Linked DNA regions of Mus musculus: all the other regions are linked to region 4. The links are chromatin loops, found by intact Hi-C in ENCODE. Cell type or tissue: heart. All regions are shown on one strand. Each heading gives the region's core, and the rest is flanking DNA. Links, peaks and the distances in the headings are about the cores only. Region 1 overlaps Cdk18 (cyclin-dependent kinase 18). Region 2 overlaps Lemd1 (LEM domain containing 1). Region 3 has its middle 12 kb from the start of Gm30242. Region 4 overlaps Tmcc2 (transmembrane and coiled-coil domains 2).

The links. A loop is a pair of places that touch in the nucleus more often than their neighbours do. Peaks named below come from ENCODE experiments on the same cell type or tissue, not always from the same donor. Only the 100,000 strongest peaks of a DNase experiment are listed, where the experiment ranks them.
Region 1: it touches region 4 in a loop (6-fold over the local background); 8 of 42 quality-filtered maps call a loop at or near these places.
Region 2: it touches region 4 in a loop (5-fold over the local background); 9 of 42 quality-filtered maps call a loop at or near these places.
Region 3: a loop joins it to region 4, with 7 times the contacts of the local background. A loop is called at or near these places in 22 of 42 quality-filtered maps.

Annotation. Positions count from the first base shown.
Region 1 is chr1:132,116,859-132,125,022 of GRCm38, reverse strand. Cdk18 (cyclin-dependent kinase 18) reads left to right here. Exons shown (of 16, transcript NM_008795.2): 2 at 2,563-2,711; 3 at 2,907-2,986; 4 at 3,450-3,575; 5 at 4,999-5,055; 6 at 5,809-5,923; 7 at 6,079-6,173; 8 at 6,440-6,502; 9 at 7,150-7,273; 10 at 7,421-7,541; 11 at 8,042-8,139. The coding sequence starts at 2,588. Among named protein-coding and RNA genes, the nearest start is that of Gm37120, 18 kb to the right of the region's middle. In heart, for the core only: a CTCF peak has its summit at 3,669 (motif pointing left); a DNase peak (open chromatin) is centred at 3,652; H3K27ac peaks cover 294 bases.
Region 2 is chr1:132,234,857-132,239,856 of GRCm38, reverse strand. The region is part of intron 4 of Lemd1 (LEM domain containing 1); the gene reads right to left. Among named protein-coding and RNA genes, the nearest start is that of Lemd1, 11 kb to the right of the region's middle. In heart, for the core only: a CTCF peak has its summit at 2,102 (motif pointing right); a DNase peak (open chromatin) is centred at 2,076; H3K27me3 peaks cover 2,455 bases.
Region 3 is chr1:132,158,097-132,166,260 of GRCm38, reverse strand. No RefSeq gene overlaps it. Among named protein-coding and RNA genes, the nearest start is that of Gm30242, 12 kb to the right of the region's middle. In heart, for the core only: a CTCF peak has its summit at 3,467 (motif pointing left); no DNase peak of the experiment used is centred there; H3K27me3 peaks cover 3,113 bases.
Region 4 is chr1:132,352,137-132,360,300 of GRCm38, reverse strand. Tmcc2 (transmembrane and coiled-coil domains 2) reads left to right here. Exons shown (of 5, transcript NM_178874.3): 3 at 1-26; 4 at 1,263-1,398; 5 at 2,484-3,986. The coding sequence ends at 2,795. Among named protein-coding and RNA genes, the nearest start is that of F730311O21Rik, 14 kb to the right of the region's middle. In heart, for the core only: a CTCF peak has its summit at 4,290 (motif pointing right); DNase peaks (open chromatin) are centred at 2,606, 3,260, 4,260 and 4,918; H3K27ac peaks cover 1,047 bases.

The DNA.
Region 1 (8,164 bases), core at 1,210-6,209, 230 kb after region 4:
TCTCCAGTCAGAGCAGGTCCTCTTTTATGGGACTCCTGCCACAGTATCTGTCTCCTTCTTGTATCCTCTGCAGGTCTGGGGGTTCCCCTCCTAACCCAGATGACAGTTTGGAAGAATGAGCTGACAGTTAGCCCTCACCTGAACCCCAGATCCTGCCAACCATGTCTCTACATGCCGGCTATTGGAGACACTGTCTTAAAAATATATCTTCTGCCTGTCTTGGAGGGATAAGCCTGTAATCGTAGCCCTGGAGAGATTGAGGCAGGAAGACTGGAAATTCAAAGCTAGCCAGGGCTACATCAAAATACCCATTGCCAAAGGAGAACGGGCTGGCACCATGGATCTGTGGCCGAGGGTGTCTGCTGTGCTTCCAGAGGACCTGAGTCCCCTGCCTAGAGTCCATACCAGACATCTCACTGATGCCTGTAACTCCAGTTCCAGAGGATCCACCTCCCCTTTCTGGCCCCCAGGGGTACCTGCATGCATGTGACATATATATATATATATACACATACACACACACACACACACAGGTATACTTACAAACACATATACATATATTTTTTAAAAATCTTAATAGTGAGGAGAAGGTGGCATTTTCCTCGCAAGGCCCTAGGTTCAGTCCCAAGCGTTAATCCCAGGCCCCAGTTCCAGAAGCTGGTGGTTTGGATTTTTTTTTCTGATGTTTCTGGTCATTCTGCCATTCAGCACACCTGGACAACAATGGACATGTACCCAGAGTGATCGCTGTCCTCCGGTCTTGCTGGGAATGAGAGTTACCAGGCAGGGTGTGACAAGTCTTCTTGTCACTGAGCCCATCTGTCTTCGTTGCCTCCTTAGAGCCTCTATGGGTCCTTTCAGCTAGATGCCACAGATAGGGCAGATAGCAATGTGGCTGTCTTCTGGGAGCTTTCTCCCAGAGTTCTGCAGAGAGCAGGCTGAGGCTGTTAGAAGAAATGAAAAGAGTAGGAACCCAGGTAGGCAAGACAAGGAAGTTGGGGAGAGCCCGCAGCAGAGTGCCATCGTTAACCGGAGTTCCTTGGGAACAGGGGTCTTGGTTAGTTACTGTAACCTCGTGTCTGGCACCGTGCTGTAATCAGGAGATGCTCCATCAGCCGTGTGCTGAACTGACTTGGACTGCAGGCTGCTCAGCAGAGGAGGGCTCAGCTGGCAGGGCAGATCAGAGCCTTCTGCTTGGAAAGGCCCAGGCCTGGGTCAGGAGAGCCTGAGGGCCCAGCTCAGTGGTGGTAGGGGCAGCCTGGAGCGTGGAGTGCCAGGGAGCGGACCTTTTCAAAGCTCATAGAGGATGGAGGATATGATCGTTAGGCAAAGCAAACATGTTACTGACCCATAATCCTTTAAACCAGGAGGATTCAGGAGGGGCCTGGTTGCCTTGGCAACTGGGTGCTAGCCAGCCGCAGGCCTGAGCATCCTCCAGAAGTGGCTTATAAGTAGGCCCAGGGAGGAGTGCAGGTGGCCCCTCCTAAACAGCCTTCCTAGTGCCTTCCTGGCTAGGATGGGGAGGTCAAAGGGTTATGTAGCCTCTGGTTTCTGAAGCCCCACTGTAGGTGAAGGCTTTGTGGGGCCCAGCAGGATGGAGATATGGTTGTGAGAGAGCCTATGAAGCAGGTGGAGGGATGAGCCTATAGGAAAAGCACGGTGGTTCATGCCTTTAATCCCAGCATTCAGGAGGCTGAGGCAAGTGGATCTCTCTAAGTTCTAAGCCAGCCTGGTCTAAATAATGAGTTCCAAACCAGGCAGAGATACGCAGTGAGACAATCTCAGAATAGAGCTAGAGGAGAAGGAGTGGAGGGAGGGACGGAGGGAGAGAAAGAGGAGAGAGAGAGAGAGAGAGAGAGAGAGAGAGAGAGAGAGAGAGAAGAACAAAGGGTCTACCTGTGGAAAACAGCATGCAGAGGGCCATAGAACAGGGCACCTTCTGCCCCACTGTGTCCTCAGCCCAGGGAATCCAGGCCTGCTCAAAGGACTGAAGCAACAGAGGGCCCAGCAGCGCAGGTTTCCCCTTTCCTGGGCTGGCTGAGTTTCCCACGCTGTCCCTGACTTGCACATTGCATCTGGAGCAGAGGTAGAGCTGGGCCATGCATTTACTGTCCTTTGATCTTCTTCCTAAGGATCCAGGATGAGCCAGAGAGGGGATGTGTTCTGGTATCAGTAAAAGGGATCATGGAGTTTGCAACCTGCTGACAGGTGGCCAGCAGCCACCAGCCAGTTAGGCTCCTTCAGAAAGAGCAGAGATGGCCCGAGGGCCATGCAGTTCAGATAACCTGCCCCAGAGATGTCTAGACCTCCTGCCCCTGGAGGTTGAATGTCTGAAGTGGCCCCTTGCAAACCTGTAGCTATAGCCATTGATGCTGTGATGCAGGGGAGGGAATGTTCATAGTCAGAAGATAGCCGAGACTCACTGGAGAAAGGAACAGGGTTAGAGCCTGCAATCACGGAGCTGTGGCTCTGGTCTGAGTGACCTAAGCATGCCCCGTGCAGAGCCTGGCTCCCATGGGTCCAGACTGTCCACATTGCCCTCTTCTCTCCTCTCTGTCCCAGGACCCATCTTGGACCCCTGCTGATCATGAACAAGATGAAGAACTTCAAGCGAAGGCTTTCCCTGTCCGTGCCCCGCCCAGAGACCATTGAGGAGTCGTTGGCTGAGTTCACTGAGCAGTTCAACCAACTCCACACTCAGACGAATGAGGGTGAGGGTCAGGCCACCTAGCTCTTTTCCACCCAGGCTCCCTGTGACCCTGATGACTAGCTGACATTGGGAAGAAGGGGTGGGGGTGCTCTGGGCTGTTCACATACTCTGGGTGGGAGGTAGGGACTGACACTTGTCCCACTCAGACATGCCACTCAGTCTTGTGGGCTGTCATCAGGCGCTTTCTCCCCCACAGATGGCACAGATGAGCCTGAGCAGCTGTCTCCTGGCATGCAGTATCAACAACGGCAGAACCAGCGCCGATTCTCCATGGAGGTGAGGGTGCCCCTCCCGGGCTCCATGGGTCACACACGTCCACAGCAGTAAATTTAGCAGGGTGGTTGCTGTAGAGCCTGCCACTGGGGGGCTCAAACTGGTGCAGCTTATGGTGGGGGTTCAGTGAGAATATATGTCAAGTGCTAAAACATTCTTGGTTAGACAATTGACTGTTTTTATAGCCCACATACCCGTGCCAAGAATAGAAAAAAAAAAAAAAAACTGTGCTTACAAAATTACATTGTGATGGCATGAGATTTATTTATGTTCTACTGTGGCCCAGAGAGGGGAAGAAACCTTCTAAAGGTCACACAGTAATCCTTGCAGGTTCATAAATGTACGCCCCTCAGGTAACTGTGAGCCTGAGGCTTAGCCTTCCTTATATGGACAGATAGATCCAGAATGAGAGGCAAGGACCTTCTGGGGCCAACATGATGTTCCCATCCCATCTCTGCCACCTCAGGACCTCAACAAGAGGCTCTCTCTGCCCATGGACATCCGCCTACCCCAGGAATTCCTGCAGAAGCTACAGCTGGAGAACCCAGGGCTGCCCAAGCCTCTCACCCGCATGTCCCGCCGTGCCTCCCTGGTGAGTCTAAGGGTGTGAGACACCAGTATGGCCTTCTTTGTGCCAGCTGAAGCCTACAGTGGTTTCCAGAAAGATTCCTATGCCTCTGGCGCCACCTGCTGGCCCCCTGAGGGTTTTAATAAGCGGTCTCTCTAAGTCAATGCATGAAGCCAAGTAGCCCCCAAATCCCCTGGGAACCCCAGGGTCTCCCTAGTTAAGGCCACTAAATCAGTGCTGGGACTCATGTCTGTACTCCCAGGATTCCTTGGGAGGCTGTTGCAGGAGTGTTAAGAATTCAAGGCTTGAGCTGGAGAGATGGCTCAGCGGTTAGGGGCACTGACTGCACTTCTAGAGGTACTGAGTTCAAATCCCAGCAACCACATGGTGGCTCACAACCATCTGTTAAGAATTCAAGGTTTACCTGGGCTATGTAATTCCTGGCTAGCCTAGGGTACGCTGTAAGACAGCCTCAAACAAATAAAACAAACAAAACAAAACCAGGAGTATCTGGATAGGGTTCAGGTTGTGTTTCACTATGCAGAGATGTGGTTCAAGGTTCTCCCTGGCCTCACCATCATGGACATAAGCATGGTCACCCCCAAAATAGCCACTGTGTGCGTCCACAAGTTCACTGGTGGGAACAAGGTCTAGAGAGCAGCTAGACTTCCTTACCAGTGATCTTTGATGGAGAGAGATAGGCAGTCGATACTCTGTGTCCAGCGCCTTGAAGAAAATTGATGAGGGAAACATTTTCCTGACTAATGAGAAAAAACAAACAAACAAACTCACACCTCCCCAAAGGAGGGAAACCCCCCAGCTATGGTCATCTCTTCCTGCCAGAAGGCCACACAGTATATTATATAGCACATATATGTTATATAATGCTTGATAAAAATGAAAGACCTCCCAAATAAAACAAAACAACAAACAAAAAGCCAACCACAAAGAAACAAAAGACTCACCGACACCCCCACCTCACCCCCAGACTTTAGGTCCCAGCTGCCCGTTAGGAGCGTCTAGCTCTGGCAAGTGGGTCTCAGCTCTATCTTATTACGACGACGCGTCTTATCCTGAGCTAGACGAGATGAACTGATGACTAGGGAACTGGGCTCTGAAGTGGACCCCCACATAGTAGAGAGTGACAGAGGAGCTAGCAACCTGAGCAAGAGAGCCCGGCAGGCAGGCAGGTAGGCGGCGGGCGGACAGGCCGGGCAGCTCAGTGTACTCATATCCGACTCTCGGAAGAGGGGCCCCCATTTCCAGAGGATCTTCAGCATTCACAAGGATGAAGGGAGAGGAGAAAAAGGAGGGTTTGAAGCTGTCCTTGCTTGAGATGTTAGCCTTGGTTCCTCTCTGTACAATGGGGGTGTCTCACTTCCTTCACTTTGACTAGGAAGGTCTGCTGGGGCTTTGAATCTCACCGTCCCCTGTGTCTCCTTCCCAGTCAGATATCGGCTTTGGGAAACTGGAAACATATGTGAAACTGGACAAACTGGGGGAGGTAAGAGACCAACATTGCTCTCTCTGGCAGCAGGTAGGATGGTTTTGACTCTGTTCTGCCCCCCCCCCCCCCATGCCTCCTGGTTCATGGAGTCACACTACTTGCCCAAGCAGCCTGCCTAGCTTCCAGAGCTGGTGTTAGATGCCCTATGCCCTGCTCTTGAAGACAGAGGTCTCTGCACAGGATCTAGTCTTTCTCCCCCCTTTCAAATAGCTATGGTTTGGATTTGAATCCTATGTCTTCCACTTGCTTGCTCCATGACCTTAGCGTGTCCTGTGCTCGCTCTCTCTCTCTTCATGCCTCAGTTTCATTCTCTGTCAAAGGATGAAAATAACTACTGTTGGGGGTATGGAAGGGTACCAGGAGAAGCTTATGTACGGTTCTTAGTGCCTGGCACACAGCAAGGACACTGTTATTAAACTGCTTTGGTGTCCTGTGTCAGGGTTGGTGGCCTGGAGGGGGTATAGGTTTATGAGACAGAAAAGTGGCTACATCACCATAATCTAAGAGCAAGGCAGAGTTATGCTAAGAGAGAGGCCGCAACATGGGAACAGAGGGACAAACGCAGTCCGTTCCAGCCGGGGACTCGATAGGGACACTTTAAGAGAAAGCAGACTTTGGAGCAAACAGAATCTGAACAGAGGGCACCCAGCTTGCTTGAATCCTAGCCCAAGCTAGGATGTAAGAGGTGGGGCTGGGAGGGAGAGTGTGAGCAGGATGATCTGGGGCTGACCAGGGATTCCCCTGTCGCAGGGTACCTATGCCACCGTCTTCAAGGGACGCAGCAAGCTGACAGAGAACCTCGTGGCCCTGAAGGAGATCCGGCTGGAGCATGAGGAAGGGGCGCCCTGCACTGCTATTCGAGAGGGTACAATGTCCGGGTCTGCACCCCAGGCCTCTGGGACAAGGGGCTCAGCAGCCTGCACCTGGTGGGAGCCTGGGTGGAGGGCCATTGCTGGCCCCAGGAAGGGATAGTGGGAGGTACTGGTGGGCCTGGGGACCCAAGTGGTCCTGTCTCCCCAGTGTCTCTGCTGAAGGACCTGAAACACGCCAATATTGTGACCCTGCATGACCTCATTCACACAGATCGGTCCCTCACCCTGGTGTTTGAGTACCTGGTGAGCTGGACTGGGGCTCACCCCTGAGGGTGGGTGAAGTGGGGTGGGGAGGAGAGAGAGTGAGGGAGTGGGAGGGATGGGCTGAGGGAAGGACCCAAGCCTTTGTTTGCCAATTAAGTTCTCATGCGGAAGTGGGCCAAGGATTCAGGGCCAGGGTACTGTGCCACCAGCAGGCATGGGCCCAGACAGGACAGGGCTTCCTTTCAGCCTGAGCCTGGACCACCAGCCAGGCAGAGGACAGGCCTGAACCTGTCTGTCTGTTCCAGGACAGTGACCTGAAACAGTACCTAGACCACTGTGGGAACCTCATGAACATGCACAATGTCAAGGTGAGGGGCCTGCCTGCAGAGACCTTCCCATGACAGCCATCTGCCATAGAACCCAGTTTAGGACGCTTCCTTTGTCACCGACTGCTGAGGTCACTCGGGAGCCTCAAATGCAGGGAAGAGGAAAGGGTCAGTGTAGAGGCCATCTGAGCACCCCAGCCAAGAACACAGACTTACCATCCTCTTCTGTCTAGCTGTGGATACAGAGCCCTCTCTAACTGAATACCAAGCCTGAGTTTACCTGCCAGAGGGAAGAGAGGCTTCTGAGAAGCTGTGTGTGTGTGTGTGTGTGTGTGTGTGTGTGTGTGTGTGTGTGTGGCCAGTTCTGGTACCTAAAGACCAAGCACATACATCCCCACCTATGGGACCCTTACTCTGCTCTCCCACCTCACGTCTTAGGGACTGCTCCAGCCTCTTCTCACTCACGGCCTCCTCTCCATCCCTGAACTCTGCCCCCATATGCGATTCTCTGGTGTCTACAGGTCCTCGGGTGGCCTACAGGGTGGGCCTTCAGGGTGGGCGACAGAATTGGGGAGCCTTCCTAGAGACTTGTTCTGGTCCCCGTTCCTCTCCAGCCTGAGACAGAGGCGTAGGGTCTCCCACGTGGGACCTAGTCCCACTAAGCTGCTCATTCTTGCTCTCTCGGCCAGATATTCATGTTCCAGCTGCTCCGGGGTCTGGCCTACTGCCACCACCGCAAGATCCTGCACCGGGACCTGAAGCCCCAGAACCTACTCATCAATGAGAGGGGCGAGCTGAAGCTGGCCGACTTTGGTGAGGCTGATGCCAGGGTCAGGTTGGCAGGAGGGTCTGACCCCTGGGTTACACGGCCTCTTCAGTGTGCAGGAATGCTGGGGGATGTCTGAGTATAGGACCCTTTAGGACCCTTTAGCGGAGGTCTAGTAACATGTCTGTTCCTAGGCCTGGCCCGGGCCAAATCAGTGCCTACAAAGACCTATTCCAATGAGGTGGTGACCCTCTGGTACAGGCCCCCAGATGTGCTGCTGGGATCCACAGAGTACTCCACCCCCATTGACATGTGGTGAGTGAGCTGCAGACAGGAGTGAACCAGGCCATCCGTACCCTTAGGCTTCACGTCTCCCTGATGTGCTGCTGTTAGCAAATGAAGTCTGAAATATATCAGGTTCTCCAAGCTTATAGAGCCTCTAACGCTATAATTCTGAGGTGGTTCCCAGGGGGGTGGAGGTGGGAATTACCAGAGGGTAGATGGATGAGGCCTCCCCTGGAACATCTTGGAAGGGGACATACTATTTTATTGTTAAAATGTACGATTTGGTGTAAAATGAAAACCAACTCAACTTTAAAGTCAGCACAGGTGTCTGGCCGAGCCCAGGGCTCCTCGGAGACTGAGAGTATTGAATCTTTTCCTGCCTAGCAGTTAAGGGGACGCAGGCCTCACAAAGGGGGTCCGTAGTGGGGGTTGGTTTTACAAGCCTTTCAAGCCCCATTGGACCCCTCACATAGCAGCCTTAGGAGGCGTGCCTGCTCTTCCTGGCCTCAGTGTTGCCCTTACTTCCGCAGGGGCGTGGGCTGCATCCTCTATGAGATGGCCACCGGCAAGCCCCTCTTCCCGGGCTCTACTGTCAAGGAGGAGTTGCACCTCATCTTCCGTCTCCTAGGTTAGTTTCTTTCTGTACGCTCCAC
Region 2 (5,000 bases), core at 1-5,000, 120 kb after region 4:
TTATACGTGTAACAGAATATTCCAAGCAAGGTGGTGCTGAGAGAAATGTATGTAACCATGTGGATGAAGCTCAGAAACCCTGTATAAGGTTAAAAAGCATCACACACTGAAGGGTTTAATGTATTTGAAATATCCAGAAGAGACAACACCACGGGAACACAAGGCAGGTGTGTGGCTGAGGAGACTGGGGAGTTCAGACTGCCCTGATTGCCAGCCTTGGGTGTTTTAAGTCTGAAGTTTGTTTTTTCTACCGTAACCATAGGACTGCATGGAGATGGGGTGGGAGGTATTTTAGATCAAGGCATTGGTTCCACATTCTGAGGGCATTAATCGCCTATGAACTGTGTGCTGTGAAGCCTTTGGTTTTGTGTTGAGTTTCATCATAATAAAACATTCCCGTTTGGGGGCTGCGGAGATGCTCTGTGAGTGTCTTGATTACTTTTCTATTGCTGTGATAAGATGCCGTGACCAGGGCAGCTTATAGAACCATTTATTTGGGTCTTATGGTTTAACAGGTTAGAATTCATGACCATCATGGTAGGAAGCATGACAGCAAGCAGGCAGGCAGGCAGGCAGGCAGAGAGGCAGGAAGGCAGGCAAGCAGAAAGAGAGGTAGGAAGGCAGGAAGGCAGGAAGGCAGGCAGGCAGGCAGGCAGGCAGGCAGGCAGGCAAGGCGCTGGAGCAGTTAGCTGAGAGCTACATCTCATTCACAAGGATAAGGTAGAGAAAGACTGGAAATGGCAGGAGCTTTTGAATCCTCAAAGCCTGTCTCCAGTGGCACACTATCCCCAACAAGGCCACATCTCTGGAGCCTTTCCAAACAGTTTCACCAACTGGGGGCATGTATGCAATCATAGGAACCTATGGGGAGACCCATTCAAACCACCACACTAGGCAAAGCGTCAGCCATGCACGCACAAGGTCCGAACTCAGATCCCTAGCATCCATGTAAAAGCCAGGTGCGATGGCTGTCTGTAAGCTTCGCACAGAGGGGGCAGAGAGACAGGCAGATTCATGGGCTCCTGGGCAGCAACTGTAGTCAGATGGTGAGCTCCAGGCTCAAAGAGACCCTGCCTCAAAAAATAAAGCCCAGAGCAACTGAGAAAAACACCCAACATCACCCAACAGCAACTGGCTGGTCACACATCACATTACATCACAAATAAACAAAACTATGTAGCTGGATAAGGACCATATAGACATTCTTTTTGGGAGCTGTCTATAAACTAATTTAAAGTAATTTAAAAACAAAACATTTTTGAAAGGCAAGAGAAGAGTGAAAAGACAAACCAAGGCAACTAAAGGGTATTGCTACATCCATCGCCAAGAAACAACTGATAGCCACAGTATCTAAGTCACACCCATAAACCAATAAGGTAAACAGTCTACTAAAAAAGGCAAGAGACATGAACAGGCATTTCATAAATGTCAAAGTACAAATGAAAAATTAATATAAGAAAAGATGCTCAATCTTATCAGAAATTAACAAGAGAAATTCCATTTACAGTCATGAATAACACGTCCACAGACCACCACCACATGGATAAAAAACTAAATCTAGCTCTGTGTGTGTCTGGTTGTGTGTGTGTGTGTGTGTGTCAGAGAGAGAGAGAGAGAGAGAGAGAGAGAGAGCATGCGCACACACATTTTTAATCCCAGAACTCTTGAGACCAAGAACTCTGGTTCAAGACCAGCCTGGTCTACAGAGCTAGTTCCAGGACAGCCAGGGCTACACAGAGAAACCCTATCCCAAAAAACTAAAAGTTAAATGAAATTAAATCTAGCAATGCTAAATTTCGTTGTTGGCTTGCTTGAGACAAGGTCTCACTATGTAGGTAGCTCTGGCTGTCTTTGAACAGGCCTCATACACCAGGTCATCTCTGCCTCCCAAGAGCTGGATTGATGGCGTGGGCCACCACACCCAGCTTAGTGGAACTCAACTTTTTTACTCTTTGGTTAGGCAAATTCCATCCATTCATTTGCATATTTAGATACATTGACTTGTGATCCGTAGCCTTGGTGTGCAATTGGAAAAACCCACCAATCAAAGGAAAGAGGTCTTTGCTGCCCTGGTAAACACCTGGCCCAAATCCTCCTGCAGTGCCTAAAAACAGACAGCAGGGGGAGCAATTTCATCACGAAGGCCACCTTTCCTCCCCTTCAGTCATTTAATAGAACTGGATGAAGATTGGAAATAGAAATTCTATTCCAGTTTTTCTTCCGGCTTTCTCTGTGTTCGTGGGCCCATCACCTCCTTCCTGTACATTTCCTCATCTATAAGGAGAGCCAAGAAGCTTTTCCAGGGAAGAAATCCCACGATCAATAATCATCTCCAATAAATCATGCCTAGGCTCATGAGTTATGATGAATGGTGTCTACTGCCCATGACGCTGTCCCATGAATGTCCTATGGGAAGGACAGCAGGAAATTCCCTTTGATAAAATGACGATAGATGTATGTTCTCAGGAAGGAAATGATAGTAAAGTCAATCGCTAATTAAGAAAACGCCCCCACAGCCCAATCTTATTGGATTCCAGTTCCCAATTGAGGTTCCCTCTTCTTAGATGACTTTAGCACGGGTCAAGCTGACATAAAACTATCCAGCAACTCTTCCCGAGATCTGTGAGTCATTCTCACAGATTATCAGGTCTATGAGAGGGGTCATAGAAACGGAGATAGCTGGTTCATCAGAAGCACAGCAGAGCCAAGGACTGGGATTGTCACCTACAATGACACGGTTTAGGAGACTGAGCTCTCAACCTGTGGGAGCTGGTGCTAACTGCAGGCAGCTATCAAAATTGAATTGAATTGTCCATTTCTTTCTGGAATATAGGTCTCTCTCACATGCACATGCACACGTGCACGCACTCACACACACACACACACACACACACACACACACACACGCATTTGATATCAAGAATAGTTTGTAATTGAAGTAGGGCATATTAACCCAACAGAATGGAAGCACTGATCTCTAAAACTGACCAGGGCATGAGTTATAGGAAGAAACTGAGGCACCACTGTGCCAGGATGTAGGACACTGAAGAGACCAGAGATCTAGACGTGACAGTTGTTTCTGAATTGGTGGCTGACCAGGAAGCAAAAGGATATTGTTGAAACAGTAGTTGAAGCCTGGTGGGGTCTGTGCTTTGGGGGTGCAATTGGCTCTAGGTGGAGCTCTGGAGCAGGACAGCAGAGCACCTGTCTGAGGGCTGGGGGCTTCTTGTGCAGTTTGCTCTCACGAGGGCTCAGAGACACAACCCAGGGAACAGCAAAACTGATACACAGTAACAACCGCGCCTGGTAAAAGAGCACAGAATTCTCTATACTACCCTTGCCACTATGTACCTGTGAAATTAGTGCAAACTAACTTAATTTTTAAAATGTTCAAAGAAGGGGGCTGGAGAGATGGCTCAGGGGTTAAGAGCACTGACTGCTCTTCCAGAGGTCCTGAGTTCAATTCCCAGAAACCACATGGTGGCTCATAACCATCTTTAACGGGATCTGATGCCCTCTTCTGGTGTGTCTGAAAAGAGCTACAGTGTAATCATATACATTAAATAAATACATCTAAAAAATGTTTAAGCAAACAGAAAAGGATATAGATATAAAGTTTCCTCAAATCCAGGGGGCACATAAGCTTTTCTGGTTGTTATTTTATTTTATTTTATTTTTCTGAGCCAGAGTTCTCCTTATGTAGCTCAGGCTAGCCTGGAACTTGGAGTGCTTCTGCCATAATGTCTTAGGTGCTAGGATTACAGGTATGTGCCACCATGCCTTGCTTATTATACACATGGGGCTTTAAAAGTTCAGCCTGCTTGGTTACATGCAGAAAGCAGCCTTTAATTATGCCTGAATAATTACTTATATAAATATACCTCTGGGCACTCTGGTAAGTCATATTCTGCATCATTCAGAGCCCAGTACTGAAGATCTTATTTCCATTTCCTTATTTTTTTTTCACTAACTATGTTGTTGTGCATTGCAGATAATTAAATAGTGTACTTTTTATAGAACAATCCTACTAACAAAAACAATAGCTTTTACTTGTAGCTAAGTACCTTTTATTAGATGTCATCACTACTCTGTTCCAAGCTACATCCCCAGTCTGATTTATAAGCTTAAACTCAAGCTCCGAGACTCACTACAAGGCAGAGGCTGTCGTTATTAACCCACTTTCGGGTGGTAAGCTCAGACAAAGCAAGGGTGGGGACTTATTGAAGCGAGTGGCAGAGCTGAGATTGAGCCCAGGGTGTCTGTCTCTAGCGCCCATATTTTTGAAGCGCCTTTTTGTGTTTAGAGCACATTTTAAAGGTTTGTTTTGTTTTTTTTTCATAGCTGGGTATGGTGGTTTAGGAAAGGTGGCAAATGAACGGATCCTCCTCCCCACAGGGGGTATGGAGGCTCTGTCAGAGAGAGACAGAGAGAGACAGGGAGAGACAGAGAGAGACAGACAGAAAGACACCCCCACCTCACGCCCACACCCAGGAGCTCCCTGGCTGTCCTCTGGCTTTTACCTACAGCCTCACTCTCAAAGTGAGGCGTGCACACACAAATACTTCAGTCCTGGGAACTGGCCTTAAACCCAGATGACCATGTGTCCTCTTCTGACCTAGACCGTCCTGCCTTATTCTTGTTGTTCCAGTCTCCCTGACTAGTGACTCCCTTTTATTCTTCATCCTTGTTTGGGTGATAAATCACAAGGTACTGTACTCAAATCCCACTTTATACAAGCTGCCAGTGGAGGCTGTTACTTCTCGGTCGACTGTAAATTCCTTTGAAAGAGGAGACAGGGAGCCTGAGTTATAACTACAAACCTAGCTCTCCCCCAGCAGTAGAGAGATGAGCTGTTTCCAGTCCCTGTCAGAGGAACGGCACTGCTGACTTCTACACAGGGACCAGGCTCGCTTGTGCTCTTCACTAGGCATGCGCTAGCTACTGAGCTGCGCCCCAGCCCTGACCTGGCTTTTTTGAGTGGTTTTAATGGCTAAATCAGC
Region 3 (8,164 bases), core at 1,479-6,478, 190 kb after region 4:
AATGTACATAGTACCTTTTATATTAGGAGGTATTTGTGACACAGTTAATAAAAGGAAAGGGGGGCCTGGGAGCTGGCTGGGCCATTGGGAGCATTTGCTGTTCTTAGTGGGAGTTCTAAAGGGAACTTGGTGTTCCCAGCACCTACACACTCATTAATCTCTAAAACTCTAAATCCAGGGATTTTGCGCCCTCTTCTGGCCTCTGCAGGCACTGCATACATGTGGTATGCATCCATATCCGCAGACAAAGCACTCATACACATTAAAACAACAACAACAAAAAAAATCTTAGCCGGGTGTGGTGGCTCAAGCCTTTAATCCCAGCACTAGGGAGGCAGAGGCAGGCAGATTTCTGAGTTCAAGGCCAGCCTGGTCTACAGAGTGAGTTCCAGGACAGCCAGGGCAATACAGAGAAACCCTGTCTCGAAAAACAAAAAAACAGACAGACAGACTAGGACACTGTGGCACATTTGTAATGCCAGTACTTGGGAGGCAGAGACAGGAGGATCTCTGCAAGATCATGGCTAGCATAATCTATGCTGCAAGATCCAATGTATCAAGCACCATCTATAAATAAAAATTTTTTTTTTAAGAAGAAAACAAGGAAAGGGCTGAGGATGTATCTTAGTTTGTAGAGTGCTTGCCTAATGTGTACGAAACCCTGCATCCTATACAATGTTTGGCCGTGCAGGCCTACAATCCCAGCACTTAGGAACAGGAAACAGTGAGCTCAGAAATTCAACGTCATCCTGGACTTCAAGAGATTGCAGTCAAACCAGGCTATGAAGGAACTTGCCAAAAAAGAAGAGGAAAACACAAAACCACAAAGAGTAAATGGATAAGGGAAAAACTAAATTCCAGGCTCTTTGCTCCTTGTTTATAGGCTGCGGGGCGAGTGCCACCACCCAGGGACAATCAATACACAGCCGAGAGGTGTGAGAATTGGCTGCTCTTAGGGTCCCTCGGGTGTGAGAATTGGCACTTAGGGTCCCTCGGAGAGAAAGCAGCAGGCTCTTCTGAAATTGTCTGGAGGCTGTGAGGTGAGGTAGAGTCTGCCTCATCCTGGGGGCGATGGGGGAAGCTGTGGGGGTGGGGGAGGAGAAGCAGGCTGGCTGAGGAAAGAGCAGGGTCACAGTCTGAAGTTGGGCAGCTGGCGAGGAGCTGGAGCTGCCAGAGGAGAGGACATGGCAGGCTCTTGGCAAGCCCACCCCACCCACCCTAACCTAAGTTGTGACTCTCCCCGTTACACCACGGGGAGCTGGCAGGGCTGGCCCATGATCATCTGTCTTCATTACACTACCCCGACCAGCTCTGTCACTTCTTGCCAGAAAGCTCATCAATATTCCCCTGTGGTTGTCAGCCCTAAGGCCCTCCTTGCCTCTCACCTCTCCCCCTCCCCTCCGCACTGTCTTCTCTTTCTCCCTTCCCTGGTTTCTTCCTTTCCCCTCCTCTTCGCTTCCATCTCCCCTTCCTGCCATTTCTCTTCCTCCTGTTCTTCCCCTCCTCCCCCCTCTCATCCCTCTCTTCCTTCCTCCTCCCTCTTTCCCCTCTTCATCCCTCCCTACTTTTTCCTCTCCTCCTTCTCCTCCCCCTTCCCCTGTCCCCGCTCTCACACACAAACCCCTCACCCTTCAAGGCTGTGTGTGGATCAGCTCAGGAGCCCAACCTGTGCCTTCACTTTGAAGTGCCTGTCTCCTGCCACCTCTGGAGATTCCACTGTGGCTTCCCCTCTGCTACAAAGGGAAGGGACACGTTCTCTGGAGGAGGGACAAAGGCTCCTCTGGACACTGCATGACAGCTTTCCAGGAGTGTGATGGTATACAAGCTTGCTGGGGTTTTTGTTGTTGTTTGTTTTTGCCTTGTCTTTTACCCTTCAGCCCCCTCCCTCTCCCCCTACATTGAGGGCCAGCTCCTGACAACAGAGCTGAGTCCGGCAGGAGAGCAAGTTTTGCTATGGCCCGAGGGCCTAACAGGCTAACAGGGCCCGGAGTTCCCAAGTTTCTGAAATCCAACAGCAGGAAACAAATATATAAACAAGACCAATCCTAGCTACCAGGTGGCTGGTTACCTTTAGAACAAAATCCAAACAATTGCTGGTCATGTTGGCAGGTGCCTGAAATGCAAGCCCTCAGGAGGCTGAGGCAGGAGAATAGCTGTGAACTTGCAGCCAACCAAGGCTCCGTAGTGAGATATTGTCTCAAAGATAAAAACAACAAACAATTCAAGAAAAGGGTTCCCCAATCTAATCTTGTCCCCAACCCAGTTGAGCTCCTCCCACCCCACCCCCACCCCTCTCCTCACCTTCAGGTCTGTTTGCTCCTCTGCACTCTGCCACACTGGCTGGGACTCTACAGATCTGCCTTTCACTCCTGCTGCTCCCCCTGCCTGGTTTCTAAGGCAGACATACAGGGCTTCCTGCAGTCTATTGCTTACTGGGGTCTTTGCTGACATCTCTCTTCAGGTATCAAAATGCAGGGATACCCACCATGAGCTCGTGTGATCTCCCACTCTGCCTGCTGCACACTTACCTACTTGCATTTTTTTTCTTTTGAAAATGGGTCTCAAGTAGCCCAAGTTGACTTGGAATTCACTATATAGTCAAGGCTAGCCTTGAACTCCTGACTCTCCTACCCTTGACTCCCGAGTGCTGGGGTTATAGACGTGGACCACCGTTGCCCACACCTGTTTTCCCATGCTGCTTCCTGACCCATATGTTTGTCTGTGACTCTCTCAGGAGAAGGTAAACCCCACATGAGAAAGAACTTGGGTTCTGTCACATTGTAGGTGCTGAAGGTGCCCACTCCTCTCTGCCTATCCACACTAATCAGGTTTGCACTTCCTCTGCACACAGTGCTGCCTCTTTGCCAGGTGGGTTTCTCCAGCAGAGCCTGCTTCCTTACCTATGCATCTAGCAAAAGAGAATTAGCAGAAATGAACACACACACATTCAGACATCCCCAGCCAGGAGCTGGTGGAGTTCGGGGTACATTGTACCCATCTCCTGACTGCTTCTCAATGCTGAAATTCAAGTTCCCAATGCTGGCTTCAGAGTCATGCAGTAGTCTGGTGTTTCTACGACTCAATAACTGTTACTGGCTCTCCTCCCCTCTCCTTCCATACTCTTCTACTTGTTTTCTGGGATCACTCCTTAAATAACATTCTACAAAGAAAACTTTACTTCGGCAAGGGCACACTGATGCATTCTGTAATCCCAGTGCTAGGAAGATGAAGGCAGGGGATGGAGAGTTCCAGGGCAGCCTGGGAGATGGAGCAAGGCCTTTTCTCAAAAACAAGACTTAAAATAAACCCCAAACAAACTGGTTAATTAAGAAAACCTTGGCGGGGATTTGGGGGCTGGAGAGATGGCTCAGCGGTTAAGAGCACTGACTGCTCTTCCGAAGGTCCTAAATTCAAATCCCACCAACCACGTGGTGACTCACAACCATCCGTAACGAGATCTGGCGCCCTCTTCTGGAGTGTCTGAAGACGGCTACAGTATACTTATAATAAATAAATGAATGTTAAAAAGGAAGGAAGGAAGGAAGGAAGGAAGGAAGGAAGGAAGGAAGGAAGGAAGGAAAACCTTATCTGGGCAGTGGTAGCGCATGCTTTTAATCCCAGCACTTGGGAGACAGAGAGGCAGGAAGATTTCTGAGTTTGAGGCCAGCCTGGTCTACAGAGTGAGTTCCAGGACAGCCAGGGCTACACAGAGAAAACCCTGTCTCAAAAACTCAAAATAGATAAATAGATATGTAGGTAGATGGATAGATAGTTAGATGGATGAAAGATGGATAGGTGGGTAGATAGATGATAGATAGGTCTATAGATAGATAAGGAATGGACGCCGTTTGGCAATTTCTTTAAAATGTAAGACGTGGAGTTAGCCTATGACCCAGCACTTCCACTCCCATGGAAAACACATGTTTAAACAAGCAGTTGCACACACATGGTCACTGGAGTAGAATGTGTAATAATCAAAATGTAGAAATGATGTCCATGAGTTTATACATTAATACAGGGTAACAAAATGAACAAAGGGTGCATGCTCGAGCAAGCCGCTCCTGTGAGTCTCTGCCTCTTGGGGTCCTTTGGTCCAATCCACAGTTCCAGCTATTGTGGTTACAGGCTGAGAGAAGAAAACAGAGGTTTAGCCTTAGCTGTTTTCTAAGCAGGTATGGGCAGGTATGAGCAGGAGAACAACTGCCCTCACTTGAAATCAAACACTCCGTATCTTTCTTGACCATTCACAAAGAAACCCCTCCGATCCTTCCTGTATCCTGCTTTATCTTTTTTTGTTGTTGTTGTTTTGTTTTGTTTTCTTTTCTTTTTTAGGTTCTGGAGTTGACCTCAGGACTCAAGGCCTCACACATAACTAGACAAGAAGAAACCTAGTTTTCAACTTACTCAGAACACAGTCCCCATGAGACTGTGCTATTATCCTCCCAGGAGGTGCACCAGGAGCCCCTGCCCTACCCGAGCTTACCCAAGGATCTCTTGAGCTTCCAGACCCGAGAGCAGGCAGCCTCTTTGTGCTCCAGGAAGCCAAGAAGCACAGTGTGACTGGAGACTGAGCCCTGAGCCAGCTGGGACACTGAAGGGCCTCTCCACTTCCCTGCCTCTCAGGGGGCCGGCTCTGCAGCACTCCATATTCTGCCCTCAAGGCACAACCACCCTCTTTTCTTTATTGTGGCAACTACCAGGTGTACCCTGTCTTTCCTGAAGCCTCAGAATTCCTAAGGTAGCCTTTTTTGGTACTTAACTGGCAGGCTGCCCTCCTCCGAGAAGGGCCATGCGGATTGTCCCTTTTCTGTCCCAGGTCCAGAAGCTCGGTGGTGGGCCAGTCAATCCTCTAGGCTGGCTCCACTCTCCTTCCTGGAACACCTGCTTCAGAGGATACACCTACCCTGCCCTTCCCTGCCAGATGGCCTGGCATTGCCCTTGCCAGCTCCCTGTGACTTGCAGAGGACCCCTGCCCACTCCTGGAGAGCCAGGGTGCAATGACTTCAGCCAACACTTATACTGATCGTTTAAAGTCATTCAACAAGTATTTCGGGCCAGCCTGCTCTGAGCGAAGTTCCATGCCACTCCCTGGGGCATGAAGAAGATTGAAGACATCAAACTATATCCTAATGCTCTAGAGCCTTGAGACAGGAAGACAAGACTCACAGCATGCAATGTAGCAAAAGCAAGTGCAGGTCCCATTAAACAGAGCTAGTTACCCACAGGCAGGCTCTACTGGGCAATACCGCAGCTCAGAGAGGTTAGGAGGTTTGTCCACGGTCACATAGTTAGTAAAGGGTGGAAGTGGTATTAAAATGCAGGCTGTCCAGCTTCTGGGCCAAGGTTTATAAAATGTTTGATCTGTACTAGGTGAACACAGGGGAGAGGCACAGAGGCAGAGGTTGCAGCTGCTTGGGGGCAACTGGGCAACGCTGGATCTTGGGTTTTGCTTTTCAGATACCTTGAGCAGCTTGATCCTGGCTCTGGACTCTTAGAGCCGGAGCGGCCTGGCAGCCTCACCACGCTACCTTAAGTTAAATCTTGCAGGTCAGGATTGAGCCTTGTCACAGGATGACTACAGAGACAGTCTTAGGCAATGATATCACCACTGAGTGGCAAACAGCCTGCTGTCCTACTCCATTAGGATGTGCACAGTGCAGCTTCCTTCCCTGACACTTGTCCCTCATGACATTTACATGGCGGGGGGGGGGGTGTCAGTGCAGAGGGAGTATTATCCAATATTCTCTTTCTTGCACCTGCTGCCATACCCAGCTCCCCAAATAATGACGCAATAAAATTAGTGCGTGAGGCTAGGAATGAATCTCTGGAGATGTTTGCCTAGCAAGCAGGGGGTTGTGGGCTCCATTGTCAGAAGGGACTGATTATGGTGGCCATGGTAACATAAACATTACTGGGCTGTTCATGGCACAAAAGTGTGAGGATGTTGAGTTGGGATTCCTAGCGCTCGAATGAAAGGCAGGGCACGGCCACCCAGAAGAGAGAGACAGGCAGATCCTACGGGCTTGCTACCAGGGTAGAGAAAAGAATGCCCAAAGTTGATGCCTGGTGTCTCCATGTTCATGGCACACCAGCACACATATGTGCACACACATTCACATATGCACAAAGTTTCTGAAGGATGGGTTAGATGAGGGAAAAGCATGAATGAATGAATCATAGCCCTGCCCCCCACCCCAACTAGTCTAGCAGACATCACCCGTCTCTGGGCTCCTGGCTTGTGTGGCTTAGCTTTAGTTCTGGCTCTAATACCAGCTCAGAAAACACTGTTACATCACGGTGGGAACAGTCCCAAGGATCTCAGGACCCTCTCATGGCCAAAGGAAAATCAGAGCCAGAGCCTCTGGCCACACCAGATTGGCGTTCCTTTCCTTTTGCCCCATCCCACTGCTGGCTGCTCTGCTCAGAAGCCCCAAGGGGAACCTGGAGGCCATGGTGTATAATCCCTTTTTGCTTGGTCCTCACTGCATCCTCAGTGCCCTAAGCAGTGGAGCAGGTACAGAGAGGTGGTGCTCCGATGCTGCAAGCATCCCTGGACTGTAGCTCACAGATCCCTTAGTGCTTGCAAGCACTGTGGTTGCAAGCTGCACTTGCAAGATCCCCTAATGGCTGCAAGGGCAGACAAGACTGAGAACTCTGGGGACCTGGGTCTGAGGCACACAATCTTAGGGGGTGAGGGGAGAGCAAGAAGAATGCAGAGGCCACTGACCAGGGAAGCAGGGCACCATGATGGGGCCAGTAGTATGCAGTGAGCAGAGGAAGGAGACAGAACATGCTGGTCCATAGAGGGAGGAGTGACAGGGGAGGGAGGAAGAAGAGGACTGAGCACAGAGCAAGGAGGAAGCAGGAGAGGTAGTGAAGCTGGAGCTAGGAACGCACACATAGAAAAGCCCGGTATTCCTCCCAGCAGGTCTGAGACCTATTTTGTCAAGTTCTGATTTTGCTAATGAGGAACAGCAACTAATGAGACTCGCTTTCTCTAGATATGAAGTGGGCTTGCCCAGCTATGAATCTGCAGGGTGGGTTTGAACCTAAGGCGTCTGGCTTTAGCACCTAACCCCACAGTGTGCTACCTAGGCAGGCAGAAGGCAAAGGACAGAATCCCTTTAGCCTGCCATCCCCCAGGGACAGGAGCAGTCAGGGGAGACAGGAGGCCTTTGCTGAGAGCAAGGCAAGGGGAGCTGCTGGGGTGGATTTGAGAAAACTGAGAGGTAAACTTGGCAAACTGTGGAGCTGGCAGGGACTGCTGAGCTGGGAAGAGGGAGGGGCGAGGGGGAATTTGCCTGTTCCTGGCAGGGTGCTTAGAGGAGGGTGTGTCACCAGCCAGGCAGGCTGCAGGAACAGAGAAAGGTCTTCAGGAGGTCACTGGGTTCAGCCTGGGACATTATTACCCTGTAGGTCACCCAGATAATAGAGATGCTACCTCATGCTCCCCGGTACCTCCCTCCCTGTCTCATTCTCCTCCCCCACCCCCATCCCCATCCCCTGTTCCTTCACAGCAGAACCACCATTTCTTGAAGAACCCTGAATTTCCCAGACCCTCTGCTCCTGGTGTGGCGTCCTCCCTCCCCGCCCTCCTGCAACATGTGTCTCCTCTGGAGGAGCAAGATAGACCCTCCACCAAATTCCTGCCAGCCCCTGAGCTCTTCAGAGGCTCTTCAGAGTAAAGATGTTGCTTTCCAAGGTTTTCTCTGATACTGTGGGATGCATTCTCTTCCATGTAACAAGATCATGGAGTGAGACTCTAGCCCCAGAGTGAACATGCGGCAGGCTGAAGGAGATTCCGTGGGGATCTGCAACAGGAGTTGCAAAGCAGCCAACCGACAAGTCCCATGTTGGTGCTTGGATAGGGGAAGCTGGGAATGTGGAGTCTGGGGTGGAGGGGTGTGGGGGATGTGACAGGCAGCACTTTGAACTGAGAGAGTTTTCCTCTGAGAACAAATAGCCTAGACTCTCCTGACTGGCTCGCCATCCTGTATGGCAAAGAGCCCACAGGGCCCAGAACATCACAGCCCCGCAGTGGGCGCCCTTGTTTCAGTGAGGTGTTTCAGTATACTCTGAGCTAAAGTGGCTGGTTCCTGGAGCTGTTCTCTCTACTTTCCTTACCTGTCAGGCCATGCCAGGCATCTACCTGTGGGGAAGCCCC
Region 4 (8,164 bases), core at 1,640-6,639:
CAGTGCCTGCAAGAAGAGCGCTACAGGTGGGTACCTCCTGGCTTCACAACTGTGTGGGGGCCCAGTGGGAAGCAAGAAAGCTGCTCTGAGCTATGGAGGCGACTGCAGGGTCCAGCAATGCCGAGAGGAACCTCCGCAGAGCTTTCTCCAGAATGGAAGAGGGGGCACAAGACCTCTGGAAGGAAGGTTCTGTTGTTCTCAAGATGCCTTGGGGTGTTCTGTGCTTACAATTCACAAAGAGGAAACTAAGGCCAGCACCATAGCTATGCTCCTCTGGAGAGGCTGTTGTTTGGAATGAACTTTGGAGGCAGCTTCTTGGATTCAAATCCCATATCTTGCTTTTAGTACCTTAAACAAACAGCTAGCACCCTGGACCTGGTTTCCCTGCTGAGAAATGAGGATAGCTCTGACTGATATCATGGTGTGGTTATAAGAGTGTATCCGCTGGCTAGGTGTGATGGTGCGGGCCTTTAATCGCAGCACTCAGGAGGCAGAGGCAGGCAGATCTCTGTGAACTGAGGCCAGCTTGGTCTATACAGCAAGTTCTAGGCCAGCCAGAGCTACATTGTAACCCTGTTTTTGTTTTGTTTTGTTTTTTTAAAGAAAAAACTGAAGAAGTCAACCTATGAATGCAAACTGGAGATAGATAAGTAGGGTGGACAGTTGGAATACCTCAGACTCCTAAGGTCACGAATGGACTGGAGGCTGCTCCTCCCCCACCTCCTCCTTCTCTGGGATTTGGGGGACCTTTCCCTTAGCACTTCTTCTTTCTAGATGATAGTTTGTAAAATTGAGGGGAACCCCACGTAAAAACTAGTCACCCTCGCTTTAGAGTCGTCTTTTGATCCGTGGTGATTTTCATAGCAGAGGTCACATGCTTTGTACCCCAGGATCTCTGCTACCCAGAGAGCATCTTAGCCAGGGTTTAGGAATCTGGGTTGAAGTCACTTAATCCTGAATTGCCTGACAAGAGCCATGAGGTCCTGTACAGGTTCCTTAGTAGTCTCTGTCTCATTCTTCCACCTGTCAATACGGATGACCTCGTCCTGTCTCATGAGGCTGTGTGAGAATCCTCTGAGGTGATGCAGGCAATGCTTAGCACAAGGCTGTCACAGAGAAATGCTGCGCTATCACGGGGGTTAAGATGAGAGCGGGACTGGACACATGGGTGGGCTGCATGTCGCTACTGACTGGCGCCTTGGTCCTGGGGAGAGAAGAGCTGAGTAGCCAAAGAAGTGGTGTTGCCTGCCCCTCTCCCCTAGGTATGAGAGGCTGGAGGAACAGCTGAACGACCTGACTGAGCTTCACCAGAATGAAATGACCAACCTAAAGCAGGAGCTGGCCAGCATGGAGGAGAAGGTGGCCTACCAGTCCTACGAGAGGGCCCGGGATATCCAGGTATGGCCAGGACCACTCTGGGGAGGTCCCAATATGCTGACAGAGCCAACAGCAACTGCCCTATCTGTAGGCACAGGGTACAGGTGACAGTGTGGAGGTGGACACATCACATGGAACACGACGAGCAGAAACATATCCATGGGGCCAATTGGTACAGGAAGCCAAAGAGGGGAGTGTTCGTGGGGTAGAGATAAGAGCAACGTAAGTCTTCGCCCAAGTGTGTGCACTATATAAAGGCAAACCAGTGGGTAAAGGCCACCTTCATTTGCCACATCTTTTTGGTGACAGGTTTACAAATGAATAATTGTTATTTCCAGGCATTTCCTTGCCTCAATATGGAGCTGGGATCAGTAAGCAAGACTTCCATTTCCTTAGATCCTCCTCAAACAGTCTTCATTAGAGTTCTGTTCCCAGTCCTAGCTGTGCCCTTGGCTGTGAAGAGGGGCCATGTGCTACCACCTTCTTGGTACAGTAGCAAGATGCATGAGGTTGGATAATTTGTAAAGAGAAAAGGTCTGCCCAGCTCTCACTGGAGTGTGGAGTCATCCTCTCCTTACAGCTGGTAAGGACCTCACAGCTATAGCCTCCCCAGGGCAGGGACTGTGTCACATGGTGAGGCAGAGAGATTTGGGGGTCAGACTATTCCTGACCCCCAAAATCTTGTAACTCAGATATAGCTCAGAGTCCAGCAATCCCACCAGTGACTTATTTCTTTACAGTAGACACACACACACACACACACACACACACACACACACTTTAAAAGTTCACTACCAGCCGGGCATGGTGGCGTACGCCTTTAATCCCAGCACTTGGGAGGCAGAGGCAGGCAGATTTCTGAGATCGAGGCCAGCCTGATCTATAAAGTGAGCTCCAGGACAGCCAAGGCTATACAGAGAAACCCTGTCTCAAAAAACCAAAAAAAAAAAAAAAAGTTCACTACCCTAACATTGCCATGCAGAAAGCAAGCTTCCAAGCTTACCCCTGAGGCCACACTGAAGCCCTACTGGAATCAGCACAGGTGGACTGGGCTCAGTCTAGTCTCAGCCACCCTGGGCTTCCACATCCACCCTCTGTCCCCACAGGAGGCCGTGGAGTCCTGCCTGACCCGAGTCACCAAGCTGGAACTGCAGCAGCAGCAGCAGCAAGTGGTGCAGTTAGAAGGTGTGGAGAACGCCAACGCGCGCGCCCTGCTGGGCAAGTTCATCAACGTGATCCTGGCACTCATGGCCGTGCTGCTGGTGTTTGTGTCCACCATTGCCAACTTCATCACCCCCCTCATGAAGACGCGCCTCCGGATCACCAGCACCGCCCTCCTGCTCCTCGTCCTCTTCCTACTGTGGAAGCACTGGGCCTCCCTCACCTACCTCCTGGAGCATGTGCTGCTGCCCAGCTGAGCGGCTGCCGCCCCACCCTGTGCTCTCCGGATCCCACTAGCCACAGGCATCTCCAGGAGGGCCCGGGGCTCCTGCGTCCCTCGGGGTCTGTCATGTGACCTGTTTGGCCCCTAACTGTCCCTTCTTTTCACTGCTTCTGTCTGACACCATCTCCCTTTCGGCCTGAAGGTTTCAGAGAGGGTGCTCTGGGCTGGAGGGAGCAGGGACACTCTCAGCCAAATGGAGCAGTGGGGAGACACCAGGGCTGCATTATTTGAATTATTTTGCAGCCACATGGGACTTTTCTGGGTTGACAAGAGGATGCTCTAGTCATGTAAGCCACTAAGATAGAAGGCCAGTCTCAGTTTCCCTAGGGAAGAGCCCATCCTGGAGGCAGCCACAGTTTCCTCCCATGGAGATGGTCTGGATAAAAGCCAGTGGGAGGCCCTGCTGAGCCTAGAGAGTGCAGAAAGGGGAGGGTCCCCAGCCTTGGGGCCAGAGGGCAGGCTTGGCACAGCCACTGGGAGCTCAGCCTCCCCTCCTCCTGCTTCTCCTTCCACTTGAGCTGGTTTGAGACTGGTTTCTGGAGGCTGTGGGGTGTAACTTTGGGTTTGTATTTTTTCTGCTCATCTTTCTGCCTGTCACCGGGTGTGCTGTTTTTCTGAAAAAAAAACAGGCCCCAAGGGCCCTGAGCCTCCAGCCCAAACCCTTAGACCTCTGGGATCACGTTGAGTTCTATTTATTTATTTACTTATTTATTTATTTGTACCCACCCTTCCCTCACTTCTGCCCAGCTGGGCTCCAGAGAGAGGACCCTGCCCATCCTCCTTTTGAAGCCAGGACTTATTCTTGGTTCATCATACTCCAGACCATGTATCCTCTGGTGTCCTGGCTGGAAGAAGGGGCGTGTGGCCATGCAGCCCGCTCTCCCAAGCTGTCCCAGCAAATGGGCAGGAGGGGCATGGCCTCTTTTATATATATATATCTATTTATTTTATATGTGTGTTTGTGAGGAAGAGGATATTTGTCATTTCCTTAAGGCTCTGGAGTGTTGTGTTCGATTCTGCACAGCCCAGCCTCCCCGAGGGCCTTTCCAAGCACAGTGGGGATTTCTTAGAACAGGAGAGAGGAATCCATGAAGCAGGAGAAGCAGTGCCTGCCAGCTGTGGTGGACCTTCCTAAGAAATAAATATCCTTTATGTTTTCAAACCATCCTGTCTGAGGTCTGCTGATTACACTGTCTCTGAAAAATCACAGGATTTCTCCCCACACTGAAGCATTCTGGGTATCATCTGCTGGCCAGATGTTGTCTTCCATACTGAATGAGGAACACACACACACACACACACACACACACACACACACACACACACACACTCACCTGCCTTGCTCTGAGCAACTTAAATGATATGCCTATCAATCCATCCAGCCCCAGCTTTGTTGGAGCACTTCCCAGAAGGGAAATGGAGAAGCGCCCATAGATGCTGTGACCAGTTGTAGCCACAAGGGGTCAGCAGAGTCCGTGCTCCAAAACCTCTCTCAAGACGAAGTCCTCACAAGGCTACTGGCTTTAGCTTGGCTTTGTTACACTTGTTCAGCTGAGGCAGGGAGTACCAGCTTTCCAAGTATGGTGTGGAGGCCTAGCACTTAGTGCCTGCCCTGTGGTTGTAGCACCTACCCCTAACAGCCCCAAAGCACTTCCCAGCAGGACCTTTGTGGATATTTGCAGTAGGCCCTTTGCAGGAGAAGGCAGCAAGAGGAGCTATGATAAAGCAGAACAAAAATAAACCAAAAAAAAAAAAAAAAAAAAAAAAAACAACCTTTGGTCTCAGCACATAACTAGTGCCCTGTAATTAACTCCCAGCCTTTCTCTGGGCCTCAGTTTCCCCATCGGGAAAGCAGGCTGGAGGTGGCCACTGTGCATGTCAATTCTGTGCTGGTATCCCAGGGCCCTGTGAGTCTGACAAGCAAACATTGCAGCTGCGTCTGTGGCCTCAGGCTCCAGGGGACCCAGAGACCGGAGAGGGCACAGTGCTGCCACCACAAGAGTTTGCCCTCTGTTACGTAGGAGTGTTGCCAGACAGCCTTCCAGCTATTCCAGTCTTGGATCTTGTACCCCCTTTCTTTTCCAACCACGTGTCTATGTGCACCTCTCTTGGGGGCCACAGGTGGCCCAGAGCCCACATTCTTGGGCCACAGGTAGGGGGTGGCTGCTCCTGGCTAGACATTTCCTACATTCCTTCCAAGGTCAGATGCCTTCCCAGAATTGGCTCTGAATGCCACTGCCAGCTGCGGCCCACACCGAAAGGGAGCAGGGAGGAAGCAGAGGTCATTCTTGGTCAGTTCTGAGGCTGCAAAGCAAACAGCCTAAGGGAGGTGCAGGCCCCCAAGCTGCATCTTTGTCAAAGAAAGCACTGGCTTACTTCCCTCAGCCAGGAGACAATGGGACACCTAACAGAACCCTGCCATCCTGGGGCTCAGGGAGGCTCCCCTGTTTGTGTCTGTTTGTGTTCCCTCTTTTTTTTTTAAGAAGGGTGAGTTATCCCCCACTTCTTTCTCTTCCCTGAGGTCCAGAGAGTGAGACATTGAGTCAGGGTTACCACTCGTAGTCTGCCTCCTTCAGACTACAAGACCTAGAGGCAGGCCCTTCCCAGAGCATCTATCCCACAAGTGCAGGTCTCACCCCCAGGGTACTAGAGAGCTTAGTCAGACTGGTAGACACCCACTACCTGGGTCTCTTTGGGTGGGGGCAGATAAAAAGACTTGGTGCCTTCTCTCTCCTGGGCAGGTAGCTGCAGAGCCAGCCCACTCGATAACCTCTTGGGTCACAAAGCTGCAGCAAGTGCAAGCTCTGCAAACCCAAAAGGCAGCCCAGGCCTAGTGTGGGGTACAGCTGATTTGTCTGTGCTGCCGAGTGAGGGCAGGGAGGAGACACTGGGACCACGGGAAGAGGAAGGGGAGCTATAACCAGATCTTTCAGGCAGGCTAACCTCTCCTGCAGAGGCAGGCCCTGCAGTCAATCCCGGATCTGGGCTCAAAGTCAACACTGCCACTAGCCTTAGACCTGTCGCACCCAGCTGTTGTCTCACATCGGCCAGTAAGAATGGTGTCTCTGGTACACAGGTGTGGTAACAGGAGACATGTGAGACATCGCATGCCTAAACTTGATGGCACACTCCCTGGAACGTAGAGAAATAACCCAAAGAATGACCACTCCACCTCAACACTAACGCCGGGTGGCAGGTCCAGAACTCCTTGGAGGAACTGAGGTGGACTCTGTAAAGACACACAGGGTGACACTGGCAACACCTCTGACCTGAAGACCCAGGAGCCTTTTCCTCCAGACTAAGAGCCTGCTGATTTGTCTAAGTCTCTCCCCTCAGTCTAATCAGCAGAAGCTTGGCTTCCTAGAAGATGAGACCCACCTGTCCTGAGCCGACATCAAAGCCCTGCAAATGTATCTGTGCGGGGCCCTCCCTCCTCTAGCAGGTGTGGTGTCTAGGAAAGAGAGTGAGTTCCAAAGTCAAGGTGTGTGGATTTGAGTCAAGACTGTCAGCCCCTACACTTGAGAGGAAATGATGTCTACATTGCCCATCGAGTAGGATTTGGCAAGGCACAGAGGTGTCAGGAGTGGGTGTGGTCCCACAGTGCCCCAAAATGACCCCCTCGGGAGCTATTTCCAGGAGATTTCCTACCCATCTAGGACTCCAACAGGGACTCTGATTTGCCACCAGGGCTAGACAAGGAAGCAGCCAGAGTGAAGTGGCTTGAAAGCTTATTGACAACTCTCAGATGAACATGGGAAGAGGCCATGGGCCCCAAGACCTGCTGGGATGGTGTCAAGGGAGGAGAGGAGGTGGGGCTTGCACAGCATATCCAGACGTGTTGGTAAGTCCTGAGTCACCCAAGCAGCCAGAAGGGCAGTCTGGGTGGGGACAGCAGCACTCCCTCTTATACACAGAGCCTCCAGGAGAGCACTCCCACGCTGACAACCCAGCCCTGACATAGTTCGCCGAGTGACCGTCTGGATGAAGTGGCCTGGGCCCATCACTGCTGAAAAGGTCACTTCTGCCACATCCCTGCCTACAGGAAGGACTTATCAAGTTGACTCTTGTTCCAAAAGTACCCCAAGGCTCTTCCCCAGTCTGCCTTTGGGGATCCTGGCTCTGTACCCCGTTAAGCATCTCATCTGAAGCTTCGTGGTTGCCTCTTTCCTTACCCTTATGGGAATTTCAACTCACTGGATAGAAGCCAAAGGCCAGTAAATGCGGTGGCCAGACCCTGTCTTGGCTACAGAAAGGCCACTTCCTCACATCAATCCCCCAGCTGAGAAGCCACTAGCTGTGTCAGGAAAGGTCTTGAGCTATACTTGGAGGTGGTCCTCTGACTATTTATCATACACTCAGAAGATGGAGGCAGGAAGAGAAAGTTTAACTTCCTTTGAGATGGATAACTAATTGAATTCATTCCAGAAAGAAGTTCCCATCACAGACCTGCTGCAACCAGCCGACTTTGACCTATCTTCCCCCTCACCTTCTCAGTCCTGAGAGACACAGCTGAAGAGAAAGGTGCTAACGGGTGGTCCTGATTTTTTTCCACTTTTCCCACTGTGGCTCTTAGGGTTTCCCCCAATAAGGCAAATGACCTTAAACCTAGCCTTAGGTTCATTTCAATCTCGGAAATCTGGTTTTGCGTACCTGGGTATGCATGAACACAGAGACACAACCACACACAAAAGAATGTGTACACGTGCACATATAGACATAAGAAGACATACATACAAGCATATGCATAGATACACATGTACATCTATGAAAATGCAAACACATGCACACATGTGCACACACGCATACAGGCACACAATGGTGCATGCAAGCACACACATACATTCACATGTGTCCACACACATGTGCAGACACAGAAACATGCACTTACATAATACGTACATACACAAATGTATAAACACATATGAACACAACTATGTGCCATGTATGCACAGGTACACATATGCATGTAGTTACACATACATAGGCAAATAGGCACTTTCACACACACAAGAACGCCAGCACAAACATCCAAGCATGTACCATGTACTGGTTAGTTTTGTCAACTTGACACAAGCTGGAGTTATCAAACAAGAGGAGACTTTCATTGAGGAGGCAATTGCCTCCATCAGATTGGCCTGTGAGCACGTCTGTGGGCATCGTCTTGACTAGTGATTGATATGGACAGTAGCGTTGCTCCTGGGCAGAGTTATGCCTGGGCTGATGGTTCTGGGTTATATAAGAAAGCAGGCTGAGGGGCTGCAGAGTCAGTACAGTGGTTATGAAGGCTGGTTACTCTTCAGAGAACCCATCGATTCCCAGGACCCATGTGGCAGCTCACAGCTA